2 separate regions of the Homo sapiens genome follow, and region 1 is linked to region 2. Evidence: read pairs that join two places in POLR2A ChIA-PET (ENCODE). Cell type or tissue: GM12878. All regions are shown on one strand. Links, peaks and the distances in the headings refer to the core of each region. The heading gives the core; the rest is flanking DNA.

Evidence for each region. Peaks named below come from ENCODE experiments on the same cell type or tissue, not always from the same donor. Only the 100,000 strongest peaks of a DNase experiment are listed, where the experiment ranks them.
Region 1: POLR2A ChIA-PET joins it to region 2 with 5 read pairs; 2 of 35 experiments call an interaction of 5 or more read pairs at or near these places.

The regions. Positions count from the first base shown.
Region 1 is chr11:46,262,002-46,272,473 of GRCh38, forward strand. LINC02489 (long intergenic non-protein coding RNA 2489) reads right to left here. Exons shown (of 3, transcript NR_183622.1): 2 at 8,564-8,700. Among named protein-coding and RNA genes, the nearest start is that of LINC02489, 7.2 kb to the right of the region's middle. In GM12878, for the core only: a CTCF peak has its summit at 4,010; DNase peaks (open chromatin) are centred at 3,870 and 4,840; H3K27ac peaks cover 3,359 bases.
Region 2 is chr11:46,357,305-46,367,776 of GRCh38, forward strand. It overlaps DGKZ (diacylglycerol kinase zeta), which reads left to right. Exons shown (of 31, transcript NM_001199267.2): 2 at 9,987-10,095; 3 at 10,348-10,443. Among named protein-coding and RNA genes, the nearest start is that of MIR4688, 14 kb to the right of the region's middle. In GM12878, for the core only: no CTCF peak of the experiment used is centred there; a DNase peak (open chromatin) is centred at 4,207; H3K4me3 peaks cover 1,828 bases; H3K27ac peaks cover 2,330 bases.

The DNA of each region.
Region 1 (10,472 bases), core at 2,395-7,394, 95 kb before region 2:
TGCCATACCTCCAGGATTTTTGCCATGTTCTTCCCTTTACCCAGGATGCCCTTTCTCTTTTTGTCCAGCTAGAAAACACCTGTTCATCCTTCAAGACCGCATCAAGATCCCTCTATACTGTGAAACTTTCCTGTCCTCCCCTCAAAAGCAGAGTAGATCATTGCCCCCTCTGAGCCGCTTTGGTACCATGGCAAAACCCTGTCTCTAACACAGCTGTGGTCTAGGTGCTACTGACACAAGTGAACAGGCATATGCACACACATACACGAGACAGGTGGCATGAGCATGTCTTGCTCCATAGGGTAGAGCAGGGGACCGTAAGAACGTGTCTAGGCCGGATACGGTGGCTTATGCCTGTAATCCCAACACTTTGGGAGGCCGAGGCGGGTGGATCACCTGAAGTCAGGAGTTCGAGACCAGCCTCACCAACGTGGTGAAACCCCGTCTCTACTAATAATACAAAAATTAGCCAGGCATGGTGATGCATGCCTATAATCCCAGCTACTCAGGAGGCTGAGGCAGGAGAATCACTTGAACCCGGGAGGCGGAGGTTGCAGTGAGCCAAGATCGTGTCATTGCACTCCAGCCTGGGTGACAAGAGCAAAACTCTGTCTGCAAAAAAATAAAAAATAAAGAAAGAAAGAACGTGTCTGAGCCTCTAAGCAGCCAGGTTAAGAGCCCTGCATGGGAGTAAGGACAGATGAAATCAGAGAGCAGAGCATTTCTCTGCTCACACCACACAAGCCCTGCTACACACTAGGGCTCATATGATCCTCACCAGGCAGGGCCCTACAAACAAGACAGGTGTTGTTTTCTCCCCCACTTTCAGATGAACAAACTGAGACTCAGAGAGAGTTAAATGACTTTCCAGGACTGTAGAAGTGCCAGAACTGAATCCATCACTTCCCAAGCACTGTGCATGTAGCTTCTGCCAGGCTTTCTGCTAGGCACAGGGGATACTGAGGTGAATGGAACACAGTCCCTGCCCCTCAAGGTGGCCAACTGCATAATGGCAAAAGCACAGTTTCTCAAGTCAGACAGAACCTGTGTTTGAATCTCGACTTCCCCACTGACTAGCCTTGTGAGCCTGAACTGGTTCCTAACCTCCACATCTCACATTTTGAGTCTCAGATTCAAAACATAACCTAGATCAAACCAGCCTCGTGCTCAAACCCTCCAAAGGCATCAGCTCAGAGTAAAATCCACATATGACCCAGTCACTGCTCCCATATCCAGTTCATTTCCTCTTTCTGTTCATCTCTCTTCCCACCCTCAGATGCCCTGGCTCCTGGCTATGCCTAAAGCAAGACAAGCATCTCCAACCTTTGATCTTTGCCCTTCTCTTCCCTCTCCTGGATGCACTTTCTCCAGATGGACACATGGCTAACTCCCTCCTGCCACTCAGGTCTCCAGCTTCTCAGAGAGGCCATCCCTGGCCAGATGCAGTGGCTCACAACTGTAGTCCCAGCACTTTGGGAGACCAAGGTGGGCGGATGGCTTGAGCCCAGGAGTTCGAGACCAGCCTGGGCAATATGGTGAAACCCCGTCTCTATAAAAAATACAAAAATTAGCCAGGCATGGGCCAGGGATGGTGGCTCACACCTGTAATCTCAGCACTTTGGGAGGCCAAGGTGGGCAGATCACTTGAGGTCGGGAGTTTGAGACTAGCCTGGCCAACATGGCAAAACCCTGTCTCTACTAAAAATACAAAAATTAGCTGGGCACAGTGGCCCGTGCCTGTAGTCCCAGCTACTCAGAAGGCTGAGGCACGAGAATTGCTTAAACCCAGAAGGCAGAGGTTGCAGTGAGTTGAGATCGCGCCACTACACTGCAGCCTAGGAGACAGAGTGAGACTCCCTCTCAAAAAAAAAAAAACAATAAAAAAAATTAGCCAGGCTGGTGGCACATGCCTATAGTCCCAGCTGTTCAGGAGGCTGAGGTGTGAGAATTGCTTGAGCACAGGATGTTGAGGATGCAGTGAGCTATGATCATGTCACTACGCTCCAGCCTGGGCAACAGAGTGAGACCCTGTCTCAAGAAAGAAAAAAAAAGCCAATCCCTGACCATGGCATCCAAAACAGTGGCCCTGTCACTATCAACTGTACTCTTCTTCAAAACACTGTCTCTATATTATGCAACCTGATACTACCTGTATTCGACCATTTGTTAATGACCTATCCCTCCTATTAGTACACAAGGGTACAGATACACCCATTTTGTTTACTCCTCTGTGCCTAGAACAGTGCCTGGCACATAGTAGGAGCTCAACAAATTTTTGTTACACAAATAAATCAATGACCCTCACTTTCCTCCCCTTTAAAATGATACATACAGCCACATAGTTATAAGAATTAAATTATGTTGGCTGGGCTCAGTGGCTCACACCCGTAATCACAGCACTTTGGGAGTCTGAGGCGAGCGGATCACTTGAGGTTAGGAGTTTGAAACCAGCCTGGCCAACATGGCGAAACCCTGCTCTACTAAAAATACAAAAATTAGCCGGATGTGGCGGTGGGCACCTGTAATCCCAGCTACTTGGGAGGCTGAAGCAGGAGAATCGCTTGAACCTAGGAGGTGGAGGTTGCAATGAGCCAAGATCACGCCACTGTACTCCAGCCTGGGTGACAGAGCAAGACTCCGTCTCAAAAAAAAAAAAAAAAAAAAAAAAATGAAAAAACAAACAAACAAAAACGTTATTTAAAAAAAAATTAAATGATGTCATAGTGGAAGATGCTTTGCCTGGTGCAGGGGAGCTTAGTGACACGCAATAATGGTTGCTGTTTTACTGTCATTGTTCATGCTGTTGTTGTTTTGGTGCTTGCCATCTCAAAGCGGGGAGACAGGTGTGGAAATAAGTAATTTGTGATAATAAAGCTCTTATCCTGAGCCCTCTGCTCCACTTTGGGGTGTGGGCAGCAGCCCCTCCATCTGCCTGAACAGCAGGGCCTGAAACTTTTATCTGGACTGCCAAGGTCACCCTCTGGGTCTGGCCCTGATGATGGGAGACCTCTCTCTGGGGCCTTCCTGGGCTGGGGGCAGTGGGCAGAGCCCAGCCCAGGCCTCAGAAACCCGTGATTTCCCCCAAGAGCAGGCCCCACATCAAAGCCAATCTCGGAGGGGCGAGGCCTCAGGATAAATGGAAGATTAAAGAAGGCTCAGTCTCCACAAGGCCACAGGGAGAGGCAGCCAGCAGGCGACCACAGCGGAGAGGCCCCGACACAGCCCTGGCAGTGGCCATCTTGGGGGGCAAGAGGAGAGAAGGGGGCCCAGTCCTCGGCAAGGGGAGCCAGGAGGACACCTTAGCAAAGGGGGTGCTCCTTGTGATTAAATCTCGATGCATCTCTCCATTCCATGCCCGCTTCTTAACCCTTTCCCAGCCAGGCGGCAGCAGGGAGCTCAAGATAGGAAGCCCTGGGCCTCTCTTCAAGAGACTTGGTTTGGTCATTGGGTTTGGTCATTGGGGTTTGCTCTTTCCAGCAAGGGAGCCTGTAATGAAGACCTCCTGGCCCCAGTCTTCCTCCCCAGGGAAGGTCTGTAATTAGTGCAGGAGGCGAGGCTGGGGAAGCGCAGACAATGTCATTTGAACCAGGATGAGACAGGGCTCAATTGCTAGTCTGCACTTTTTTTTTCTGGTGCCATTTCATATACAAAACTCCAGCAAACTTAACCCTTTCCTGGTTGGGCCCGGATGCCAGGGTTTCAGCTTGGCACAGCATCCATTCCTGTGCCTAACATGCGCCATTCTCACCTCCACCATATACACCCCAGTTCAGGTAAGCCATGGTTTCAGACTTCCTCAACACCAGCCAATCAATCACCCAACAAGCCTTTGACGAATGCCACCAGATGTCAAGCACCCAGGGGAGGGGACCCAAGGGAAAATCTCCCTTCCTGTCAGCAAGGAGCTGACGATCCCTCTAAGCAGCAGGGGAATGCCCACTCGAAACAGGTGGCAGGCAATGGAAGGGAAAGTGGCACCTGCTGAGGACCAGTGCAGGGCAGGGAAGGAAGCTGGGTGGAGGCAGAGTACACACGATAGGTGCAGGAAGGGTTGGCGTGTGGTAAGCACTCTGTACATATGTTCCAAGGGAGATATCTTCCTGGAGCAGAGCTTTTCTGCAATCAGGGTCTGAGGGCTGAACCCACAGAGACACGGAAGGCGGGCAAAGCCAGCCCCAGGTAGAGATGGATGTCAGAGCTATTGAGACAGGCAGAGGCTACTGCCTCCTCCCCCATGCTCCTGGAGCACCCATTCTGAATCCCTGAACTACAGTTTATCTCACGCTATACTACAACCTGCCTGATTGCAGATCTGGCTTCTCAACTAGATTGCAAGCAGCCGGAGGGCTGTGTCTATTCACCTCTGGTCTCGTGGGCCTCAGCACTGAGCCTGGCACACAAGAAGTATTCAATAAATGCTCTTTGGTTGTTTTTTTTTAAGACTTTTTATTTTTATGGGGGACAGAGTCTCGCTCTGTCGCCCAGGCTGAAGTGCAGTGATGCGATCTTGGCTCACTGCATCCTCCACCTCCCGGGTGGAAGTGATTCTCCTGTCTCAGCCTCCTGAGTAGCTGGGATTACAGGTGCATGCTACCATACATGGCTAATTTTTGTATTTTTAGTAGAGATGGGGTTTTACCATACTGGTCAGACTTGTCTGGAACTCCTAACCTCAGGTGATCCACCTGCCTTGGCCTCCCAAAGTGCTGGGATTACAGGCGTGAGCCACTGCGTGCAGCAAATAAATGCTCTTTGAATAGATGGTTGGGCTTGCATGAGATGGTGAGAGAAGTGAGGAAGAATCCACCTCTACGGACTTTCCCAGGGAGGATGCAAATTCTGGCCCCACTTCCCTTGCAAATCACATCACAGTATCTCTAACATGTAAAGTTTAGCTTCTAGAAATCAGTAAGACCAACCACCAATTTTTAAAGGTTGAAGAACGTGAATAGAGTCTACAGAAAAGGAAACATAAATTGTCCTAACACATCTAAAAAGATGCTCAATCCTACTCAAGATAAATGCAAATTTAAAATATACTGGAGGCTATGGCTGGGCACCATGGCTCACGCCTGTAATCCTAGCACTTTGGGAGGCCAAGTCAGGTCTCCTCACCTGAGGTTAGGAGTTCCAGACCAGCCTGACCAATATGGTAAAAACCCCATCTCTGCTAAACATGGTAAGGTGTAAATGAGTGTACTCCCAGCACTTTCGGGGGCTGAAGCAGGAGGATCACTTAAGGCCAGAAGTTGAGACCAGCCTGGGCAACATAGTGAGACCCCATCTCTACAAATAATAATAATAAATTATCTAAGCATGGTGGTGCATGCCTGTAGTCCCAGCTACTCATATAGCTGAGGTGGGAGGATTGCTTGAGCCCAGGAGGTCAAGGCTACAGTGAGCCATAGCTGTACTGCCGCACTCCATCCTGGGCGACAGAGCAAGACCTTGTCTCCAAAAAAATAAATAAAATACACTGGAAATCATTTCTTATTTATCAGATTAGAAAATTCCAGGCTGGGCACAGTGGCTCATGCCTGTAATCCCAGCATTTGGGGAGGCCGAGGCGGGCGGATCACGAGGTCAGAAGATCGAGACCATCCTGGCTAACATGGTGAAACCCCGTCTCTACTAAAAATACAATTAATTAGCTGGGCTAATTAATTGTAGTCCCAGCTACTCTGGAGGCTGAGGCAGGAGAATGGCGTGAACCCGGGAGGCAGAGCTTACAGTGAGCCGAGACTGCGCCACTGCACTCCAGCCTGGGGTACAAAGCGAGACTCCGTCTCAAAAAAAAAAAAGAAAAGAAAACTCCAAAAGTTTGATAATATCCTCTCTTTGAGAGACTGTAGAACAACCAACAATGTCGTATATTGCTGATGGGAGTGTAAATTGGTACAAGATATTTGAGAATACTTACAACATTACAAATGCATGTTCTCTTTGACCCAGGAATCCTACTTCTGAGAATTTATCCTACATGCAGTGCTTGAACAAGCCTATCTTTGCAGCACTGTTTGTTACAGTAAAAAAACTAGAAACAATCCAATTGTCCATTAATTGGGGTCAGGTAAATAAATGATGGTACATTCATACAATGGGTGGCTATGCAGCTATTTTAAAAAAAAGGATGAGGAAGTTCTCTGTGTGCTAATACAGGAAGATCTTGAAAATAGATTAAGTGGGGGGAAAAGATGCAGAACAGTGTGTATAATACTTTTCAATTTAAAAAGAAAGAGAGAGGGAGTCCTGGTATTGTGGCACATGCCTGATAATCCCAGCACTTTGGGAGGCAAAGCAAGACAATCAGTTGGGGCCAGGGGTTCAAGACCAGCCTGGGCAACATAGTGAGACCCTGTCTCTACAAAAAATTAAAAAGTTAGCTGGGCACACCTGTAGTGCTCAGCTACTCAGGAGGCTGAGGCAGAAGGATTGCTTGAGTCCCTGAGTGGCTCACGCCTGTAATCCCAGCACTTTCGGAGGCCAAGGCGGGTGGATCACGAGGTCAGGAGATCGAGACCATCCAGGCTAACATGGTGAAACACCATCTCTACTAAAAATACAAAACATTAGCTGGGCATGGTGGCGGGTGCCTGTAGTCCCAGCTACTCGGGAGGCTGAGGCAAGAGAATGGCATGAACCTGGGAGGTGGAGCTTGCAGTGAGCTGAGATCGCGCCACTGCACTCCAGCCTGGGTGAGAGCGAGACTCCATCTCAAAAAAAAAAAAAAAAACAGAGAGAGAGAAATATCTAAACACACACACACACACACACACACACACACACACACACACACACCATAGAAGGATGCCCAAGCAAGTAATAAAATTGATTATATGTTAGTTAAAGGGTGGGAACTTAGTGGTTAGGATATAGGATGCAGAGATGGGGGGATTACTTTTTGTTGTATTCTTTTTTTATTTTTTAAACCATCTGAATGCATTATCTATTCAAGAAATTGAAAAAGACACACACACACAAACTTCCACCTAGGACTGGGGATTCTTGGATTCTTCACAAGTTGCTGGGTAAATGTGATTCTACCTCAGCTGGCTGTCCCTCTGTCGTTTTCCCTCCCTCGCTCCCACCAGGTTTTCCTGAGACCCTGGATTCCAGTAAACGGTCCTGCCATCTCAACTCGTGCCTCCAGATCATGGACTATGTGTGACCTTGGGCAAGTTACTTCATCTCTCTGGGCCTCAATAAAACAGAGTAATCCTAGTACCTGCCTCCAAGGGTTATGGTAAGATGTAAATGAGGAAACTCATCTTGGCACCAATAAAAATTCAAAAAAAAAAAAAAGAAAACTCATAGGATGTGTTTAGCATATATCCTGGGACTTGATCAATGCTATATTGTATAAATATATAAGATTTACTGTTCATATTCTTTGCCAATATTTTTATTGGATTGTTGGTCTTTGTCTTATTGATTTATAGGCGCTCTATTGATTCAGAAGATTGAGTTATGCATTGCAAACTGGCAGAGCATTGAAAAGTAACAAGACCCAATAAATGGCAGTTTGTGAAAATCACTATATATTTCTGATTATTTCTCCTCCAAGCCATGCATGCTGATGTTTGAAGGGGTCCCACATTGAAGACCTTGGGGCTCATCTGGACAGCCCTCAAGGAGCAGAGTCTTTTGTCACTGGCTCTGTGTCTCTTAACCAGTCTCCTCTGGGTAGTCAGAGATTATCATTCTCCTAGGTGCTTCCAGCTGCAGCCCTCAGAACAACAACCTTCCCTTTTACTCTAGATGAGGCTCATTCTCTGTGTCTTCCCTGGAGGTCCCCAAGTTTGTGGGGTATGTGTGTAATACCAGCTCCTACAAGAAAGTGCTGTAATCCCAGCACTTTGGGAGGCCAAGGCAGGCAGATCACTTGAAGCCAGGAGTTCAAGACCAGCCTGGCCAACATAGTGAAACCCTGTCTCTACTAAAAACATGAAAACTAGGTCAGGCACAGTGGCTCACGCCTGTAATCCCAGCACTTTGGGAGGCTGAGGCGGGTGGATCATAAGGTCAGGAGATCGAGACCATCCTGGCTAACACAGTGAAACCCCGTCTCTACTAAAAAATGCAGAAAATTAGCCAGGCGTGGTGGTGGGCGCCTGTAGTCCCAGCTACTCGGGAGGTTGAGGCAGGAGAATGGTGTGAACCTGGGAGGTGGAGCTTGCAGTGAGCCAAGATCGCACCACTGCACTCCAGCCTGGGCAACAGAGCAAGACTCCATCTCAAAAAAAAAAAAAAACAACACAAAAATTAGCCAGGTGTGGTGGTGCATGCCTGTAATCCCAGCTACTTGGGAGGCTGAAGCAGGAGCTTCACTTGAACCCAGGAGGTGGAGGTTGCAGTGAGCTGAGATCTCACACTGCACTCCAGTGTGGGCGACAGAGCAAGATTCCGTCTCAAAAAAAAATTCACTAATGAGTTCAAGTAAAGCCTCCCCAGGAAACCCTAAGTCTTCATTCCAGAAGACAGAGAATCCTGGCGGGCTGGTCTGAAGGGACACATTGAGGGACTGGGTTGCAGAATACACACCCTTGGGGCCCCTCACCCTGACCTGTGGACACTTGGTGCTTGCTTGCCATTCAGCCAAGGAAAACATTCGGCTCCTTTGGGCCTACATCCATTCATTTTTCTCCAGAGAGTTGGCCCCCTCTTCAGTTCTGGAGGCTCCCGAAATGTTCCTCAGAGCACCTGGAATTGATATTTGCATTAACTAGTGATTGCCAAGGCCAAGCCTGCTGGGTTTCTGTTAGTTCTGCTCAGCCACAGAGGCTGGAGCTGGTCCCTGAGAATGGCCCACGGGGCCCCCTTTCTGTGCATGAAAAGGATGGAAGTCCCCACCTGGACCTGCTCCTCAAAAAGAGGAACCTGGGTTAGGGCCAATGGGAGGTAAAGGCTGAGTCTGAAAAGGCCTCAGCCTCCTCCCAACTCTCTGGAAACCCCCCCGGTTACTATGCAATTTATCCAATCCCAGAGTCTGACGCAGCAGAAAGATGAAGTCGGAGGCCAGATCAACTTTCCAATACTCCCGCTTAATGGCTGTGTAATCCTTAGACAAATAACATAACCTCTCTGAGCCTCACTCACTTCACCTATAAAGGCAAAAATATGTGTGTATTTCTGTCTCCCTTCTAAAGGCATTTGAGAAACCCTACAGACAATGGAATTCGATGGTTGTTAATGGAGGAAAAAGATATGGAGGAAAGGAGAACAAACACAAGATGAAGGCGGGCTGCAGTGAGTGTGTGGAATGAACCTCCTCTTCCTGCTGCAAGAGGTGGACCTCAGCAAATTGATCTCTGAGCTTCCTCACAGCTCAAGTAAAGAAAGTAATGCAATGAACTACAAAACCCGGAGTGTCCCTCAAGTTAAAAATAGGCCTGCTGCTCAGAAGCAGCCAGCTTTGATGGGCCCTGAAGTAAAAGAAAAGATGCTTCCCCAGACCTTCCTAAAGGGACAAGGTGGCAGGTAGAGGTGAAGGATATGTGTATAGTGGGCCCCTCCCCATGTGGGGGTAATACAATCTCCCAGGGTCTTTGTGAGTCTGAAATAAAATGAAATGCTTGACAGTGTCACCTAGAGTGGCTGGCATACAGTAGGTGCTTAATATGTGCCCATTTCCATCCTTCTTCCTACTCTGTCTGCTCCCAGGGAAGGGATATCCATTGATCTCACAGGCATGGGAGGATTCAGCTCTTCAGTCATTCAGCAAACATTTATCGAACACCTGGGTTAGGCAAAGGTGGGAATCCTCCTCAACCTAGCTGGTATCTTCCCTGCTGTCCCCAAATCCTTGGCCTCAGAAGCTCTCCCCCTCCCACTGCCACCCACCCTTCTGGGTCTCAGCCCCTGCCTCCTTCCCAGCATGGCTTTAAGCCCCAGGGAGCCCTGCTCCTGTGGCTTCTCCCTCATTCCCCGCATAGCTCCAGGCTGCTCCCTTCGACCACCACATTCATGGAGCTGGGCCACGTGCAAGAGCACAATTAATATTCCACTCAGTCTCCCCGAGCCCTGCTGCCTACCGGGAGAAGATGGAAACCAGATTTGCAGCCGCACGCGCTGGCATGGATGCACACAGAGAGGCAGCCCGCCCCTAGGTGTGAGCTGGCACATACACATGTGCAAATGTGGAAGCCCCACACTTAGATTCACACCTCCAGACATCCTCGGGGAGGGAGGAGCTGTATGCACACCTAGCTCCCAGCCAATCACTGCCCAGGGGACACTCAGACTCCTCACACACAAAGGCCGTATTTGCTTTCTGGGCAGAGGGAGACAGAATCATAGCATTTCAGAGCTGGGAGGATGGGATTTCAGAGACCAAGCTAAGACCCTCATTTTCCAGGGAAGAATCTGAGGCCCTGGCTTAACCTTGACTGTTATCAGTCCCCAGTGAAGCACATGGTGACTGGATGCATTTTAGCAAAGCCTTTGATTTAAATGCCTGATGCTGCCTCCCTCCT
Region 2 (10,472 bases), core at 2,328-7,327:
ACCGACTATCTAGTTTTCATGAGAAAGCCATGGAGAACATGGAGCGGGCGATAGCATCCAGCCCAGAAAGGGGCCTCCAGGTGTCACTCTTGGGGTCCTCTAGAGAGGAGAGGAAGGTGGCCACCCAAACCAAGGCTGTTGCCATCCCCTTGTACCCAACAAAGAGAAGTGGCCTGAGCCAGCTGGAGCCTGTGGTCAGCCGTTGCATGTGGTTACACAAGGTGGAAGAAGCCTTTCTCCTCCCTTAAGGTGCTGGCCCCTCCCCTGTGGAATTCCCTGTTCTTTCCTCCTGCACTGATCAGCAGTAAATGCTGGACTCACTGCCAGGCACCATGCCGGGCATGCCCAGATGCGCTAGACCTGGCCCCGGCCCCCCAGGAGCTCGCGGTCTGGTGGAGGAGCAGGCATGTGGGCTGAAAGAAGCAGGCCTCCCAGGGCTCTAGTGGCAGGGGAGCCAAATGGGCAGTGCGGAGCTGTGAGTAGGAGGGGTGTTCCGTTGGCTGTGAGCAGGCAGCTGCTTATCAGGTAGAGAGGGAGGCCAGTATTCGGGGCAGAAGGTGTGCCAGGTGCGGCGGCACAGCAGTAAGTCAGGCACAGCCAGATTGGGGCACAGAGAATAGGCTGGCTTGGTTAGAACTAAGGCTTCGTGTCACAGTACAGGAGGCTTAGTGCCACACCGCAGGAGCCACGTCTGCCAGGGTGGAGAAGGCAGATTCACTCTGAATCAGTGGTCTTAAAAAGTATGGTCCTGGGGGTGCCCTGACCCATTTCAGGGATTTGATAAAGTCAAAACTATTTTCAGAGATACCCTGGTTCCTGCCTTTTTTTTGCTGTGCTGATGGCACAAAAGCAGTGGTGGGTAAAACTGCTAGCCCCTCAACGCGAATCTAGGCAGGGGCCCCAACATCAGAGTCCTTACTCCATACATACATTTCTTTAAAAGTAGTGAAGATCATTAATTTTATAAAGTCTAGACCCTTGTGTACCTATATCTTCTGATATTTTACATGAAGGAATATGAAATATATATAAGGCACCTTTGCTGCAAACCAAACTGTGATGAGGAAAAGCTCTTAACTCGATGCAGTTGTAAGCTGTACTAGATGCTTTTTTTTTTAAGAACACCATTTGTACTTGGACACCTGATAGACAAACTAGTCAGATGTAGGTATTTGGCAGACATTTTCTCAAAAGTGCATGACATGAGCTTGTCATTTCCAAAACAGTGTCATTATTTGTTGCCAGGCACAGGCCACCATGGCTCATATCTGTAATCCTATCACTTTGGGAGGCCAAGGCAGGAGGATCACTTGAGCCCACGGGTTAAAGACCAGCTTGGGCAACATAGTGAGACCTCATCTCTACATATATTTTTTAAAAATAAGTAATAAAATATTTGTTGCCAATGATAAAATTTGAGCTTTTGAGCAAAAATGAGAATTTTGGAAACCTTTTATTCACTTCCTAGAGCCTGACGGCTTCCTCAGGCTTAAAATTTTTCTGATGAGATCAGTAGTGAAGTTAGTGTGATTTTTGGTATTGTATAATAACATGTGGGCCAGGTGTGGAGGCTCACACCTGTAATCCCAGCACTTTGGGAGGCTGAGGCGGGCAGATCACCTGAGGTCAGGAGTTTGAGAGCAGCCTGGCCAACATGGTGAAACCCCATCTCTACTAAAAATACAAAAATTAGCTGGATATGGTGGTGCACACCTGTAATCCCAGCAACTCGGGAGGCTGAGGCAGGAGAATCACTTGAGCCTGGGAGGAGGTTGCAGTGAACTGAGATCGCAACACTGCACTCCAGCCTGGGCGACAGAGCAAGACTGTATCTCAAAAAAAAAATAATAAAATAAGGCCAGGTGCTGTGAATCATGCCTGTAATCCCAGCACTTTGGGAGGCCAAGGCGGGCGGATCACGAGGTCAGGAGTTCGAGGTCAGCCTGGCCAACATGGTGAAACCCCGTCTCTACTAAAAATACAAAAAAAAATTAGCTGGGCATGGTGGCCCATGCCTGTAATCCCAGCTAGTCAGGAGGCTGAGACAGGAGAGTCACTTGAGCCTGGGAGGCTGGGGTTGCAGTGAGCTGAGATTGCGCCATTGCACTCCAGCCTGGGCGATAAGAGCCAGACTCCATCTCAAAAATAAAATAAAATAAAATGTGTCACCATTTGGAAGATCTGCATAACTCAGTAAACCAGTATTTTCCAATGACTGGTGCTTGATGTTACAAAATTCAAAATGCAAGGTAGTCCAGTGGAAAGTTCATTGACGTGGTTTTATATTTATATTTATTTATATTTATTTATTTATTTTGAGATGGAGTCTCGCTCTGTGGCCAAGGCTGGAGTGCAGTGGCGTGATCTCGGCTCACTGCAGCCTCCGCTTCCCAGGTTCAAGCGATTCTCCTGCCTCAGCCTCCCGAGTAGCTGGGATTACAGGCACCTGCCATCATGCCCGGCTAATTTTTTTTTTTTTTTTTTTGTATTGTTAGTAGAGACGGGGTTTTGCCATGTTGGCCAGACTGGTCTCGAACTCCTGACCTCAGTTGATCCGCCCACCTCGGCCTCCCAAAATGCTGGGATTACAGGCGTGAACCACTGTGCCCGGCCTGATACGGTTTTAGATTCCACATTGCAACTAACCTTTGAGAAACTGTCATTTGTCATATTTTGGTGTAGTAGCAAAGAAAATCTATAATTACCTGGAAAGGCTGTTAAAGATATTCCTTCTTTTTGTAACTACATGTCTGTGTGAGGCAGAATTTTCTTCATATACTTCAACCAAAACAACATGTCACAACAGATTGAATGCAGGGATAGACAGGAGAATCCAGCTGCCTTCTATTAGGCCAGATGTTAAAGAGATTTGCAAAAAATGTAAAATGATGCCACTCTTTTTGCTAACTTTTTTTTAGAAAATTATTTATAAAAGTGTTGTTTATATTAACGTAATGGGCTTATTGTTTTAAGCTAGTAAGTATCTTAAACATTTCTCAGTTTTAACATCTGATATGATACATATTAATAGCTGTCACCCCCTAAAACAAAACTCTTTTGGGATCTTCACCAATTTTGAGAGTGTAAAGGGGTCTGGGAGCTTTCAAGTTGCTGAACACATGGAGGTTCCTGGAGGATGGTGTGCCCAGGGAGGGCGTGGAAGCTCCTCGCCCCTTTCCTCATCAAAAAAAAAAAAAAAAAGGCTGGGTGCGGTGGCTCATGCCTGTAATCCTAGCACTTTGGGAGGCCGAGGTGGGCGGATCACGAGGTCAGGAGTTCGAGACCAGCCTGGCCAACATGGTGAAACCCCGTCTCTACTAAAAATACAAAAATTAGCTGGGCATGGTGGCAGGTGCCTGTAATCCCAGCTACTCGGGAAGCTGGGCCAGGAGAATCATCTGAACCCGGGAGGCGGAGGTTGCAGTGAGCTGAGATCACGCCATTGCACTCCAGCCTGGGTGACAGGGCAAGACTCCATCTCAAAGAAAAAAAAAAAGAGTTTAAAGAGGTCTTGGGATCAGGCAGTTGGACAGCTGCCACTCCAGACCCTAGGGTACCATGTCAGGACTGGGAGTTGGGGGGGTGGCATTCCAGTCAGGATACATATAACACAGACTGGTGTCTTCTGGGCGTTCCTTAGCTTGGCAGAGCCAGAAGACCCAGAAGCTGGAGTCCCAGCTCAACCAAATCGGAGTTGTGGGCAGTCACGGGCTTCCACAAGCCTCGAGTTGCCCCATCTATTCAGTGGGACAGTAGTGCTGTCTGCACAGGGGAAATACCAGCCTCCCGTTTGTAATGCTGGTGAAAAGTACTTTGTAAGTTGTGAAACACTCCACAGATACTTATTTTTGTGATTGTTTTGTCTGGAGCCGGTGTGATTAGCTTCCCCAGACCTCAGAAAACCTGTCCAGTGGGCGTGAGAAGGCATTAGGTGGCTAAATAGGGGGCATTAGTGGGGGGCCCCCTCCCTAAAAGGGCCTGGCTCCCACTTCTCCCTCCTTAGACCTCGTTCCCAAGCTGAGGCATGGGCTGGGCTGTACTGGGTGCCAGGTGGAAGGGAGGCCACTGGGTTGTCACCCAGCCTGGCTCTGGGAACCTTGGGAAAAGGAGCTGGGAGGCACGCTCGTGCGCTGTGTGCCCGTCCGCCCACCCGTCGCCTGCTGCAGGGCCTGGAGCCGCTGCTGGGAGAGGAAGTGCGTTCAGTTACCAATCGGGTTATTTTCATAACGGCTGTCTCAGGCTGCAGGGAGGAGGGTGACAAGGGGGAGGGGGCAGAGGAGCAGCCACGGCTGCTAGCTCTCCAAACTAGGACTTGCTCAGCAGAGGCCGCCAGCCCGGAGCTGGATCCAGAGCCCGGCCTTGGGGACCCCAGCTCCCACCTGCGCCCTGCCTTCCAGATCAGGTCAAAAGGGGCCCCCAGCCCCTCCTTGCTTTCTGCTTCCTCCCTCTGTATCTGGCTGGGTGGGTGCGGGGAGGGTTGGATCCGGGCGGACCCGGGCCCCACCATCCCTAGGCAAGGAGCCTGCCCTGCCAGGTTCCTGAAGCTGATGGAAAAGGGTCCCCCCGAGCTCCTGCTGAGCCAGGGCAGACCCTGCCGACTAAACACTCACTGGCCTGGTCGCCTTCTTACCATCCAGCCTGGCCCACCTGCTCCCCGAGGTACATTTTGTTTGTTGTTTTTGACAGGATCCCTGTGGTGAGTCTCAGCCTGGGGAAGGGAGGAGGACTCTGCCTCCCCAGCCCCTAGGCTGACTGGGGAGGGACTGGCCTCCCTTCCAGCTTCCCCACCTCCTTCCCTCCAACCCAGGTCTGTGGGAGCAGAGCCGAGGGGGTTCTGGGGAGGCAGCTGCAGGCCCTTGCTCTGGGGCTGCTGGAGGTGGGGTCGCCATGCACCATGCCCAGCCTTCACGGAGCAGAAGGCGGACGAGGCCCTGCCCAGGGTGTGGAGTGGGCGCTCTGGGTCAGTCCCATGGGGTATCCTGTGAGAGCAACTCAGGGGGCCAGGCCTGGTACCGGGTGCAGAGGGCATTCCTCATGGCACGAGCAGATACCCAGGTGACACCTGTGGCCGGCTCTGTTCCTCATGCGGTGGGTGGTGGCCACCCTGGGCACTCCTGCTTCCCTTTCTGGGTTCCTGGCCTCACTGTGGGCAGACAGACCCCAGGAGGTAGCACAATCACATGCTCTGGTGTCTATGGTGGGTGTAGGCCCTGCCAGGCCCTGCTGTCTGCCAGGTATCACCAGGCACTCTCTCTCTGTCATCGCATCCAGACCTCCTTTAGGCCAATCTTCTGAACCAGGTGGTGTGAGCTCCATTTTGCAGATGAGAAAATTGAGGCTCAGAAAGGTTAGTGGATCAGTCTAGGGTGGCAGTGGCAGATTCAGGATGCCAACGCCCTTGAAACTAGCACAGGGCGTGAGATGGCCTGGGCTCTGGAGGGTGGGTGTCCTGTCCGCTCCAGCTGTAGCTGATGAAGCTCTCCGGCCTGCCTGCCCCGATAGCAGCCACTGCAGCTCGGCCACCTGCAGCCACAGCCACTGTCCAGCAAGGGTGCACGGCCAGACACCAATGGTCTTGTCTCCTGACTTCCTCTGTCCTTTCCCAGGCCCTGTCCTTGTCAGGCCCCAGAGCCGGCCAAGGGTTGATGGGGTCCCCTGAGTCCTTTCCCATCCTGTCCCCATTGGTGTAACAGGCTCCCCACCCGGAGACCGAGGGACAGCCATTTTGCTGTGCTCTTGGTGTTGAAGCCCTCAGGGTGACCTTTACACGTACTGTGTGGCGAGGTGGAGGTGACCAAGAGCACGAGGTGAGAAGACACTGTCACGCAGAGCTGCGCTATGGGAGAGGCTTAGGCCCAGGGCGGGCTCCAACAAGGCCCAGGAGAAGCCCCAGCAGAGATAGGAAGTGAGGAGTCAGGCTCTTGCTGACCAGGGACAGAGGTTTCTATGGAGACCAGAGGAACAGGAAACTCAGGCCTGCGGGGAGGGGCATGGGAGCACGGAGGCATGGGTGCCCAGCAGGAGAGCCTGTGACAAATTGTCAGCTCAGCCACTCTGACAGCCTCCCCAGACACACAGGGAAACTGAGGCCCGTGAGGGGCCAACTTGCACACAGTCACACAGCACTGCCGGCCTTGCCCACCCCACTCTGCTGGGAGGGGCGGCATCATCGGCCGCCGAGGAGACTCCTGGACAGATGTGGACCTGGGCTGCCTGGCAGTGTGTGGAGCCGGGCACCACAGGAGCTCCTGTAAGCCGCCCTTGTCTCTCGAGGGGGTCCTGGCCCCTGTTGTCAGTGCAGGTCTGGGGCCGCAAGCTGGGCTCAGCCCTCACCGCTGCCCACGGGTGCAGCGGCACCTCCCCCCACTGACTGTGGCCTTTTGTTTTCTGGGTGACAGTAGCATCAGGCGGTGTGTCCGGGTGACTAATCTCCTCCAGGCTGGGCAGCTGTCACAGGGCGGCCTGACCAGGCAGGCAGGAAAGCTGACACCCTGGGGAGGGCTGGCAGGCCGGTGCCCTGACGGCAGGGGGCAGTTGGGCCTTCAGGCTCCTCTTCCCCTGACACAAAGCAGGCCCCAGGTCGGGAAGACCCGGGTTCAGGTCCCGAATGCCGCTGACTGGCCGTGGGACTGTGGCATGTTACTGGCCCTCTTGAAGCCTCAGTTTCCCCATCTCTAGAATGGAGCTGCAGGTCCTGCTTACCTCACAGGGCTGTGGTGAGGATTACACGAGATGATAAAGTACTTAGCCCAGGGCCTGTCACGTAGCAGGTGTTCGTTATTATTCCCTATCTGGTTCCCTTTCCTACCCCATCCCAGCCTCATGTTCCAGGAGGAAGGACCCTGCAACCCACCCCATTTCTGGGACGCAGGCTTTGCCGTTAGGTAGACTTGGACTCCAGCACTGACTCCACACTGACTTGCCGTGGACTCTAGGCGGTCACCTCTGCGTCAACTTCCTCATCAGGAATGCAGTGTGATGCAGTACCTATTCCTTGGGGTTGCAGTTTATGAAATGATCTAAGTGTTTGTCAGGGGCTTAGCACAGTGCCTGACACATAGGGGCTCAGTAAATGTCAGCCGTGACACTGGTGATTTTGGGGGAGACCCAGCGCTCTCCACCCATGCCTGCTGTCCTGCCCCTGCAGCTCCCTCCGGCCCAGGTGGTCTGCTTTGAGTGGGGCACTATTTGGGGTCATAAGAGCACTGCCCTGACCTCCCTGTCATCTGAGGCAGCTGGAAACTCCAATAGGCAGAGACCAAGAGCTGAGCTGTGCAGAACTCTGCTTCCCTAGGCACCTCCACCCTGTCCATCTCTCCCCCAACACCCCTGTACCTGGCCTGAAGCTGCTCAAGACCTGCAGGGCAGTAGCAAATCAGTGCAGTGTATGGAAGGAGAAGGTGCTAGACGTGCGGCCTGGGCCTGACTCCTCCAGCCCTTCATCTTTGCCTTCATCCTTCCTCCTGCCCAACATGCGTCCAGGGCATCACCCACCATGCCTAATTAATGCCAGCCTTCAGGGGACCACAGGGCTTCTTCTGTCAGCCCCAGGCAGCACTGTCCCAGGGCTGTGACCTTGACCTCTGTGGCTGCCAGCGGTTAGGATGCATCCCCCACCAGTCTCTCCCCAGGACCAGGGCCCAGGAGATCACCTGCTGTGGGGCACAGGTGGCCTCAGGTACCTGGAGGCATCGCCAGCCTGATCCATGCCAGGCAGGCTGCCCTTCCCCCACTGTTAGGAGAGGTAGGGCACAGGAGCTCGATGCTGGCTGTGAAGAAGGGTAGGCAGGGCTGAGGTGAGCTGGCAGAGGGAGCAAAGCATGAGTTCAGGATGGGTCCATGGAGGCCAGGTCCAGGTGGGAGCTAGGATGATGCCCACAGCTCCTGCCTGCCTGCAGGAGGGAGCTCTGGGCTGTGCAGCGTTTGGAATTGTGAGTATGGGGGCTTCCAGCATCAGGGCCGCAGAAGAATGTGCAGTCACAGGCTCCATCAGGAGCAGAGTCAGAAGGGTTTCCCGGCATCACCCAGCTTCACCCTGGGGTATCCGTACTTTGTCCCTTCAGAAAGGTGAGACAGAGCAGTCGAGCACCAGAAAGTTCTTACCATCAGCACTTCAGACATACAGGCACGCACACACCCAGAATCCAGAAGGCTTTGCTTTTGGCCCAAGCCTATTGTCACGGCCCCCTGGGTGTGAAGGGAGACTGAGCAGCCTCTCTCCCAGGAGAGCCAGACAGTGACTCTCCAGTTCCCTGAGACCTGGTCTCCCCTGAGCTACACATTAGACCCTCTCTATTTCCAGGAGTCACCTTCAGCCTGACCCCAAGGCTATGGGCTGAGAGACTCTGGGGGTCCTGTCAGGATTAAGTTCCTTTGCAGAGAGCCTCATTTTGTTATAGCTTGGTTTGCTCCATGTCCCATGAGGGGACACCTAACCTGCCCCCACCATGTTGGTGGCAAAACAAAGGCCCAGCAAGTGGGAAGCCCTGCCCTGGGCCCCACCGTCCATCCAGGCAGACCGACTCCCCATTTTCTTTTTGTTTTCTTTTCCATCAGCTTCCGGCAGGGCAGGTGGAGGCCTTTAGGCCCAGAGCTCTGTAGATTCTGGTGCCTGGATGGGGGAAGAAGGGGTAGCCTGAAGCACCCACCTCCCTGGGACTCCAGGGCTCCCTAGGGTGCAATGGGGGAGAGCATCAGTGCCCCAACAGCTGTAAACGTGGGCTCCCCTGAGCACCCCTGGGATCCTCACATGGAGGTCAGAGGCTGCAGTGACCCCTCCCTCCCTCAGGGGTTGCTTCCCTTCTCATGGGGCAGAGGCTGTGAATGGGCTCCTGGTTGCTTCCCTTCTCATGGGGCAGAGGCTGTGAATGGGCTCCCGGACACAGGACAGACCGTGGCCTGATCCAGCTCCTGATGCTCCCGGTCTCTGTGCCCAACAGCCAACCGCCTGCCATGGAGACTTTCTTTAGGAGACATTTCCGGGGGAAGGTGCCAGGCCCTGGAGAGGGGCAGCAGCGGCCCAGCAGCGTGGGGCTGCCCACAGGCAAGGCCCGGCGTCGCTCCCCCGCTGGGCAGGCCTCCTCCTCACTGGCACAGCGGCGCCGCTCCAGCGCCCAGCTCCAGGGCTGCCTCCTGAGTTGCGGGGTGAGGGCCCAGGGTTCCAGCCGCCGGCGCTCCAGCACTGTGCCCCCTTCCTGCAACCCCCGCTTCATCGTGGATAAGGTGCTCACTCCACAGCCTACCACCGTGGGGGCCCAGCTTCTGGGTGCACCCCTGCTGTTGACCGGGCTTGTGGGCATGAATGAGGAGGAGGGTGTCCAGGAGGATGTGGTAGCCGAGGCATCGAGCGCCATCCAGCCAGGCACCAAGACACCAGGGCCACCCCCACCTCGGGGCGCCCAGCCGCTGTTGCCCCTACCCCGCTACCTGCGCCGAGCCTCCTCCCACCTGCTCCCCGCGGATGCCGTATATGACCACGCTCTCTGGGGCCTGCACGGCTACTATCGGCGCCTCAGCCAGCGGCGGCCCTCAGGCCAGCACCCTGGCCCTGGGGGCCGAAGAGCCTCAGGCACCACCGCCGGCACCATGCTGCCCACCCGTGTGCGCCCACTGTCCCGCAGGCGCCAGGTAGCCCTACGGCGCAAGGCGGCCGGACCCCAGGCCTGGAGCGCCCTGCTCGCGTAGGTATAGCTGTGGCCAGCAGGGCGAGTGGTGTGACCTCCTGTGGGTCTGGCCTGGGCATGGGCCTTGAAGCTCTGCCTGGCTGAGGGTTCCCCACTTGGGAACACTCTGGGCAGTACCCTGAAGCCAGCGTACCCCAAAAGGCCATGTCTCTTGCAGGGAGCCTCTTAGTGTCTGGGGCTGCTGGGAGGCTCCTCCGCCCTCCCTGTTGCCGAGGTCACGGAAAGGGCAGAGGCCCCAGGAGGTGGGAGGAAGTAGGGTCAGCAAGTGCTCAGCCCCCTCCTCAGCTGTCTTCTCCTCTCTAGGAAAGCCATCACCAAGTCGGGCCTCCAGCACCTGGCCCCCCCTCCGCCCACCCCTGGGGCCCCGTGCAGCGAGTCAGAGCGGCAGATCCGGAGTACAGTGGACTGGAGCGTGAGTGCCTGAACACCCCTGGGTCCCAGACCCTCTGGGCTCTTGGCCAAGGCGCAGCTGGCGGGTGGAGGCACTAAAGGCAGCTGGGAGAGCCAAGCCTGGAAGGGTTGGGACAGTGGGGCAGACGGAACAGAGCAGGGTCGATCGGGGCGCTGGAGTGGGTTTGTCTTGGGAGAGGGCGGGTGGGCGGGGGCTGATGGGAGGGAGGGCTGGGCGGCCAGCGTGTGCTGAGCAAGCCCATCCCGTGGCTAGGAGTCAGCGACATATGGGGAGCACATCTGGTTCGAGACCAACGTGTCCGGGGACTTCTGCTACGTTGGGGAGCAGTACTGTGTAGCCAGGATGCTGGTGAGTGCTCGTAGGGGCACGCCGCCCCC